2 separate regions of the Homo sapiens genome follow, and region 1 is linked to region 2. Evidence: chromatin contacts called from ENCODE Hi-C or POLR2A ChIA-PET data. All regions are on one chromosome and are shown on one strand. The core of a region is the stretch at or near the end of the contact, and the rest is flanking DNA. Distances in the headings are between cores, read along the strand shown.

What was found. Hi-C counts contacts between places; a loop is a spot of excess contacts on that map. ChIA-PET counts read pairs that join two places held with the same protein, here RNA polymerase II (POLR2A). Pooled maps may share reads with other maps.
Region 1: a loop to region 2 is called in a map of endothelial cell of umbilical vein, with 5 times the contacts of the local background. The contact joins two enhancer-like sites. A Hi-C loop is called at or near these places in 10 of 168 maps with a recorded cell type or tissue (Caco-2, Calu3, IMR-90 and 7 more), 1 of 37 single-sample maps with no recorded cell type and 10 of 50 pooled maps. POLR2A ChIA-PET finds 5 or more read pairs at or near these places in 5 of 52 experiments (AG04449, Caco-2, HEK293 and 2 more).

Annotation. Positions count from the first base shown.
Region 1 is chr18:49,724,172-49,727,897 of GRCh38, reverse strand. The region is part of intron 3 of LOC105372112 (a long non-coding RNA gene); the gene reads right to left. Among named protein-coding and RNA genes, the nearest start is that of ACAA2, 87 kb to the left of the region's middle. RefSeq lists enhancers at 624-1,367, 1,368-2,113, 3,369-3,726. Within about 2 kb of position 1,602, at least 6 of the 41 ENCODE cell types and tissues checked have a DNase peak (open chromatin) inside an H3K27ac peak, as active enhancers do; they include PC-9 and endothelial cell of umbilical vein, where a contact is called at or near this core.
Region 2 is chr18:49,683,315-49,687,404 of GRCh38, reverse strand. The region is part of intron 2 of LOC105372112 (a long non-coding RNA gene); the gene reads right to left. Among named protein-coding and RNA genes, the nearest start is that of LIPG, 120 kb to the right of the region's middle. Within about 2 kb of position 1,829, at least 3 of the 41 ENCODE cell types and tissues checked have a DNase peak (open chromatin) inside an H3K27ac peak, as active enhancers do; they include PC-9 and endothelial cell of umbilical vein, where a contact is called at or near this core.

The sequences.
Region 1 (3,726 bases), core at 353-2,852, 41 kb before region 2:
TTCCATGCTGGTTCTACGGATGGCGACTTGGCAGCTCAGTGATCATCAGCTTGCCTGAGGTCACCCCGACTCTAAGGGCACAGTCACAAGCTCTTTCAACCATGTTACCCTGGCGCAGGAGACAGGGCATCTGGCTTCTCATCCCAACTTTTTCATTAGCTAATTACATGACTTTGAGGGAGTCCCTTGGGACCCCGGAGCCTCCACTGCATTGGATAAATGAGAGCTCTAAGCAAGGTGCTCTCCAAAGTCCTTTTGTGGGTAGCTTAGTGATAGAACATGGGCCCTGGGCTGAGATGGGGTTGAGTCGAATGTCAGTGCTGCCACTTACAACACAAGTGGACAGGGACAAGTTACTTAACCGGCCTTCACCTATAAAATCAGGAAACTACCTCCAGTCATTTGTGGTAAGGAGTAAATGAAATGAGGCACCAAGGCTGGTGTTTATGAAAACTTTTTTTTTTTAAATGCCAGCTCTTATTGTTCCAGCTCCTACATTTTAGGACATTGTGTCTCCCTACCCGACCCCCTTTCACCAAGTCCTTATAACAGATCTATATTGCCCAGAATGCATTGCACGCAGAGCTAGAGAAAACTTCTCGGCTGGGCTTGGTGGCTCACACCTGTAATCCCAGCACTTTGGGAGGCCCAGGCAGGAGGATCACTTGAAGTCAGGAGTTTGAGACCAGCCTGCTGGCCAACATGGTGAAACCCTGTCTCTACTAAAAAATACAAAAAAATAGCCGGGCATGGTAGTACTTGCTTATAATCCTAGCTACTCGGGAGGCTGAGGCAGGAGAATTGCTTGAACCTCGGAGGCAGAGGTTGCAGTGAGCTGAGATTGCGCCACTGCACTCCAGCCTGGGCAAAAAGAGTGAGACTCCATCTCAAAAAAAAAAAAAAGCGATAATTTCTTGATTCTTTTTCTCAAATATGCTTCCAGAAAATGGAAAAGACGTGTCCATGGGAAACAGAGAGAGGTGGCCCACAGAGATGGAGGGGAGCAAAAGAGTTGGCTGAGGCCTGACCCAGAAGATAGGAGCCCATGCTCACTGTGGCCAGTCAGTTTCCAGACAGTTACCATGGGAGAGTTGGTAAATCTTCCCTTCTAGGATTTCAGAGCACTGACCTGCCTGCCAGGCCCAAGTCTTAAGATCCAAACCAGGAATGAGCTGTTACTATGGAAAGTGTGATTTTTCTGCAGGATTAAGAAGCCTTCACACTTTTTCAGTCACATCAGAATTGCCACCCCTGGGAGGGATGCGTCGGATAATTTGAACCAGGTGCAGACTTCGTGGCCTGTCTTTACGGGGCAGACACTCATACACAGATTTTGTTGGCTGTGCCATGGACTGTCTTTCTTATTTTCCTAACCTAGTCAGGACTTTCTTCCAAACTTCACAGACAGTTTCGAGAAGCCACACACACTGCCTGCCAGGAGCTGAGCAGAAGCTGGGAGGCCCCGGTGGTAGAAATGCGTTCCAGCGTCACCGAGCCAGGCAATCGCTGCGGCCTTTGGGTCTGCTCCCCTCCAATAGGAGCAGGACTAGCTTTCTTCCAAGGGATCAGGAGATCCTCCCAGCCAATGCAAGGCTGGACCCCTGTGACTCACCCTCTGTGTGTGGCTTCTCAAGCAGATTTCCCAGGACAACATGAAAGGCTGATAGATTATTACTATCTGGTTTCATGTTCCTCCTTTTGTTAAAATTCCTAATATAAGGAAGTGGAGGTGGGGGACTGAAGGAAGTCTCACTTTACAGCCCGACCCCCACTCCCTGGCAGCTCAGCTATTGCTGGCCCTCCAGGGTGGCAAGAGACAGAAGTGTATTTCCCAGGACCAAGTCAAAGAGCTCTTCCCTCTTCATCTCTCTTCCCTTATCAAGGGTGTTAATCTTACTGGAATTCACTTCAGTACAGCAAATGGGGCCAGATGGTAGAGGGGAGGAAATGACCCCAAGGTGTCTTGCCTATAAACCTTCCAGGGCCCTTGGAAACTTCCTGGGGGCACTCAGCCCGTCAGGCCCCCAGGAACTTGTACCAGGTCACAAATTCCCAACCCCTGGGGATGGAGACTGAGCCAGGAAAGGTGGGCTAAGTGAGAAGGTAGAATGAACCCTCTTACCCCTGCTCCAAGATATACTTTTTAAATATTTTCAAATTATTTTTAAATGTTCTTTAATTATTTTTAAATGTTCTTACTAGGTATATTCAGTGGGTGTTTATTCCTCTCCTTCCACCCCTAAAGCTATTATTAAATCTATGAGGTATCTGATAACTGGTTATGGATGAAAAGGTTGACATAAATGAATAAGGAAGAAACAGATATTCCCTGTATGTTACCATTCAATATCCTTTTTTTTTTTTTTTTTTTTTTTTTTTTGCCATTTTCTTCCCATCAGCCTTGGGTTTTAATGGTTTTTATCTACTAATTTTTAAAATAATCTTTTTTAAATAATTAAAAATAGCAACTTGTACACCAATGTTTATAGCAGCATTATTCACAATAGCCACAAGGTGGAAGGAACCTGAATGTCTATTGACAGATGAATGGATAGATTAACTGTAGTCTATCCATATGATGGAATGCTATTCAGCATTAAAAAAGAATAAGGCTGGGTGCGGTGGCTCACGCCTGTAATCCCAGCACTTTGGGAGGCCGAGGCGGGAGGACCACGAGGTCAGGAGATTGAGACCATCCTGGCTAGCACAGCGAAACCCGAAACCCTGTCTTTACTAAAAACACAAAAAATTAGCCGGGCTTGGTGGTGGGTGCCTGTAGTTCCAGCTACTCAGGAGGCTGAGGCAGGAGAATGGCATGAACCTGGGAGGCGGAGCTTGCAGTGAGCTGAGGTCGTGCCACTGCACTCCAGCTTGGGCTACAGAGCGAGACTCCGTCTCAAAAAAACAAACAAACAAAAAACAAAAAAGAATGATAAATTCTGATTCATGCACCACCATGGATGAACCTTAAGGACATTATGCTAAGTGAAATGAGCCAGACACAAAGGCTAATACTGTACGATTCTGCTTATATGAGGCTCCTAGAGTAGTCAAAGTTGCAGAGATAGAGGTAAAATAGAAGTTACCAGGGGTCGGGGAAAGGGGGGATGGGGGAGTTTTTGGTTGATAAGTACAGCATTTCTGTTTGGGGTGATGAAAAAGTTCTGGAGATGCATGGCAGTGATGGCTGTGGAACATTGTGAATGTCCCTCGGTGCCACTGAACTGTACACTTAAACATGATTAAAATGGTAAATTTTATGTTATATACATTTTACCACAGTAAAAAAAAATTTTACAGATAAAATTATTCAGGATTCCAAGCTGGTGACAGCAGAGCATTAAACCAAGCACAGGGTTTTCTGCTTGTGCGGCCCACCACGGCACAGGTCGCATGCTTGTGAAGACACCTGCCTGTACCTGGCATTGGGGACAGCAGCAAATCAGACCTGGCCCTGCCAGCAAGGAGCTGGAAATGGAACCAAACCCCGAGACTCTTCCTGACACTGGCCGGGCAGGAAGAGCTCCTGACCAGTGTTTCCTGACCTGGGTTCTAAGCACAGAAAATGCTGGAATTTTCGCATGTAGCCTAACTTTTGTGAAACACTCTTTCCTGACACATGACATTTCATATAGGTGAGGCAACTTTTGGTATTCTTTTAAAATAGAATTGCAGAATCCTGGGTAAATCAAGGGTTCCATCTCGGAGCTAGGTCTCATCATCACT
Region 2 (4,090 bases), core at 580-3,079:
ATATTGTCTGCAAATTGGGATAGCTTTTTTAAAAAACCCATTTTTATGCTTCTGAGTCAGGGGTCCCCAATCCCCGGGCCATGGAGCAGTACCGGTCTGTGGCCTGTTAGAAACTGGGCTGCACATCAAGAGGTGAGCCTGTGGCCTGTTAGGAATCGGGCTGCACATCAAGAGGTGAGCAGCAGGTGAGTGAGCATTAGTGCATGAGCTCTGCCTCCTGTCAGATCAGCAGCGGCATTAGATTCTCATAGGAGCGCGAACCCTATTGTAAACTGTGCATGCAAGGGATCTGGGTTGTATTCTCCTAATAAGAATCTAATGGCCAGTGAGACCATTCCCCACCCCCTTCACCCAGGGGAAAAATTGTCTTCCACAAAACCAGTCCCTGGTGCAAAAAAAGTTGGGGACTGCTGTTCCAAGTGATTTCTCTCATTTACTTTTATTAGGACACTAGCATAATATTGAATCATAGTGGAAATAGTCCTGATCTTTAAAAATGTACCTTTGGTGTTTTTGCAGGGGTTATGATTATGTGACCCAGAGCTGGAGGAATAAAATAAATATAGCTAATATTTATTGAACAATTGTAATTTCCTTCTCTGTCTTCACAGAGCATCCCAGCAAACACCCACCTCATTTCATCCCAAATGAGGGAAAAGCAGCTACATGTCTGACTTGAGTTTTGGACGGTGATAGTCCCAGTCATTTTAAATCAATCAAGATTGTCTTTGTACCCCATCACAAAACCGCACCCCAGTTTTTCTTCTTAGGCAAATCCATAGGAGATGGCCCACTAGGTAAAATCTCTGGGAACTCCAGACCATCTACCTTGGCAAAGTTTTATGGTACTGTCCAATAAAAATGCAACATGAGCCATATTTGTAATTTAAAGTTTTTAAATTGTCACTTTGAGAACATTAAAAGAAAGTGGGTTAAATTAATTTAACAATATATTTTATTTAACCTAATCCATTTGTAATATTATCACTTCAACATGTAATCAAATTTTACATTTTTTTCACACAAAATCTTCAAAATCTGCTGTGTGTGTAAAACATACAGCAGATCTCCATTTAGACTGCACACTTCAAGTGCTCAATAGCTACACGTGGCTGGTGGCTACTGTGTTGGGGAGCACAGGTTTAGGAGAATCAGTATTCCTATTTCTCCAAGGAAAAATGAAATTATATTTATTGAATACCAAGGCACCATAGTTGTTTTAATATACACGATCTCATTTAATCTTCATTATAATGCTATACAGCTGGTATGATCGCCCACATTTTACACATGACGCTGAAGATCAGAGATATTAACTAACTTCCCCAAGCTCACACAGTCATTTGATTTCAAAATTAATGCTAAGAACTATCTAACCACCTGGGAAAGACTGACTGAGCCTGCAGGCAGAGTAGGGAGAATGCAGCCAGAAATCACTCCATACTCACAGGAAAGAGAAGAAACAGCAATCATAACTGACTAGGAGCACAGTTTCCTCTGCTCAGAAGGAGGTTTACAAAGATGTCTAGTCCCTCCCCAGCACTTGCTGTCTGCACGCAAATTGCATACGTGACTATATCCTGTCTCACATTGCTTTCTCAATAAAAATGAGGTACCTCAACGAGACCTTCATTGTCTCAAAAGCGGGGATGTAAATTCCTATTTCTCTCCTTGTGTCCTCTACTCAGTAGAGATTGTGGGCATGATAGGTGCTCATGACTAATTGATAAAACAATAGGAAGTTTCTGTGTCTGACCCTGAATCTTATCCCATGGGTAATCTTTAGAAACAAAAAGGTATTTCCTATTTGCCTTTCTAAAGTTTTAGTCCCTGTTGCTCCAGTTCCAGGCAGTCAGTCTTGGTGTGGAGACAGCTTTCTTTGTCCCTAACATGAGCAAGACTTCCTGGTGGGAACTGGTGAATTGATTATATCTTGCACCCTGCACATGTATCTCTTCCTGGAGTTGAGCCAAAAGGCCAGAATGTAAACATTCAGAACCTCCCTTGTTTCACAATTTTTAAATTTTATACAGAGTCAGCTTTCTTGGTATCAAAGTTTACAGGAACCAGAGTCCACAGCCTGCTGGTAAATGGGCAATCGGGAGAGCCCATCAGCCACTTGGGAACAGCCAGGCATAAATTTTCTCCTGGCCACTGCCTCCACCGTGGCTATAGCTGTGTCCAGCACACACAGTAGTGCTTAAACAAATATCTGCTGGAGAGCAGATGGATGGAAGGATGGATGGATGGATGGATGGATGGATGGATGGATGGATGGATGTTTACATTAATGATAGGCCAACAAATGGTTGGAAGAATGGATGGAAAGATGGATGAAAAGATGGAAGAATGGGCCAGGTGCGGTGGCTCATACCTGTAATCCCAGAACTTTGGGAGGACAAGGCAGGCAGATCACGAGGTCAGGATTTCGAGACAAGCCTGACCAATAGTGAAACCCCGTCTCTACTAAAAATAGAAAAATTAACCAGGCATGGTGGCATGCGCCTGTAATCCCAGCTATTCGGGAGGCTGAGACAGGAGAGTCACTTGAACCTGGGAGGTGGAGGTTGTGGTGAGCTGAGATCGCACCACTGCACTCCAGCCTGGGTGACAGAGCAAGACTCCGTCTCAAAAAAAAAAAAAAGGAAAAAAGAAAAGATGGAAGGATGGATGGATAGATACATTAATGATAGGCCAACAAATGGATGGAAGAATGGATGCAAGGACAGATGAAAAGATGGAAGGATGGAAGGATGGATAGATGGATGGTTGGATGGACGGATGGATAAATAGATGCATGATTCCTGCTTAGTGTGTCTGAAGTGGGAATCTGTAATCTGACCATTTTTCCAACTCCTATGGTAATTCTGATGATTGGTCAAGGCTGGAGCAGCTCTCAGCCCTGTCCCCTGGCCCTGCAACTTCTGGACCTTTTACTTTGTGACTAGGACGGGAATCAAAATCTCCCTTCTTACTCATTATCTGAAGAACCACAGCCTGTTTACTGAGAGGAGCTTTCTAGATTCTCCCATTCAGAGATGATAAGGTGTCAACTCTCAGTTTGAGCTTGCTTGGCCTGCAACTTTTTTTAAATCTGAATTAGTTGGCAACATTTAAAATTAGATGATTTTTCTAAAATCTGGATTTCTGAATTTTCTTGGGAATAAAAAGACAGAGAGAGAGAGAGAGAGAGAGAAGTCTTGGTAGAATTGGGTCATTATTCTTGCAAGGCACTGGAATCAAGACCCAGAGAGAAGAAGTCATTTGGATGGGTTCAGGCTGTTAGCCAAGGGCAGACAATCCAGATCCCCCAGTGCCCAGAGATCCAGATTCCCACGTCTTTCCCTGCTGCATGTTAACTGTCAAAACAGGTCAAGAAGACTGAGATCTAAAATGTGTTCAAGGAAAATGAAGTAAGAAGTTGGCTAATTAAAGCATGGTCATCATCATGATTGTTACCACCATTGTCACCTTAAAAAATTATAGAGCGTGTATTATTTATAAAGCACCCTTTCATGCAACAGAACAAGAGACACAACAAACACCTGACAAGGATGTCAAGGAGAAAAAGCATTTAAGGATTATTTCAGAATGGGTGATAATATGAAGCAATATGCTACCACACCTCCTAAAATACCACACATGCACCAAGAAAACAGATCATTTAGTAGAAAGAAAGGAACTTGATGTTTTCTCAAAATGGATAAAAATATATCTTAGATATTATCTTGTTAGTTGATACATAGAAAAATAACAAACTCAATCAGCTCAAAACTCTTAGATCCAAAGGAAACAGGAGAGCTCGGCCATTTTCAAGTCATAGGCAATCTCCAAACTTTATTTTATGCCAGAAACTTATCAACCTTTTGTAATGCACAATCAAATCTTTGTTGTGAATTGCATCCCACTTCTCCCCACTGTCCCTTTCCTGTTCTTCCTTCCTCCCCAGTCCTCACTTCTGAATCAAACTCTTGATCCAGAAGGATCTGACAGACTCACTAATATGGTTAGGCTTTGTGCCCCCACCCAAATCTCATCTTGAATTGTAATCCCCATAATCCCCACATGTCAAGGGAGAGAACAGGTAGAG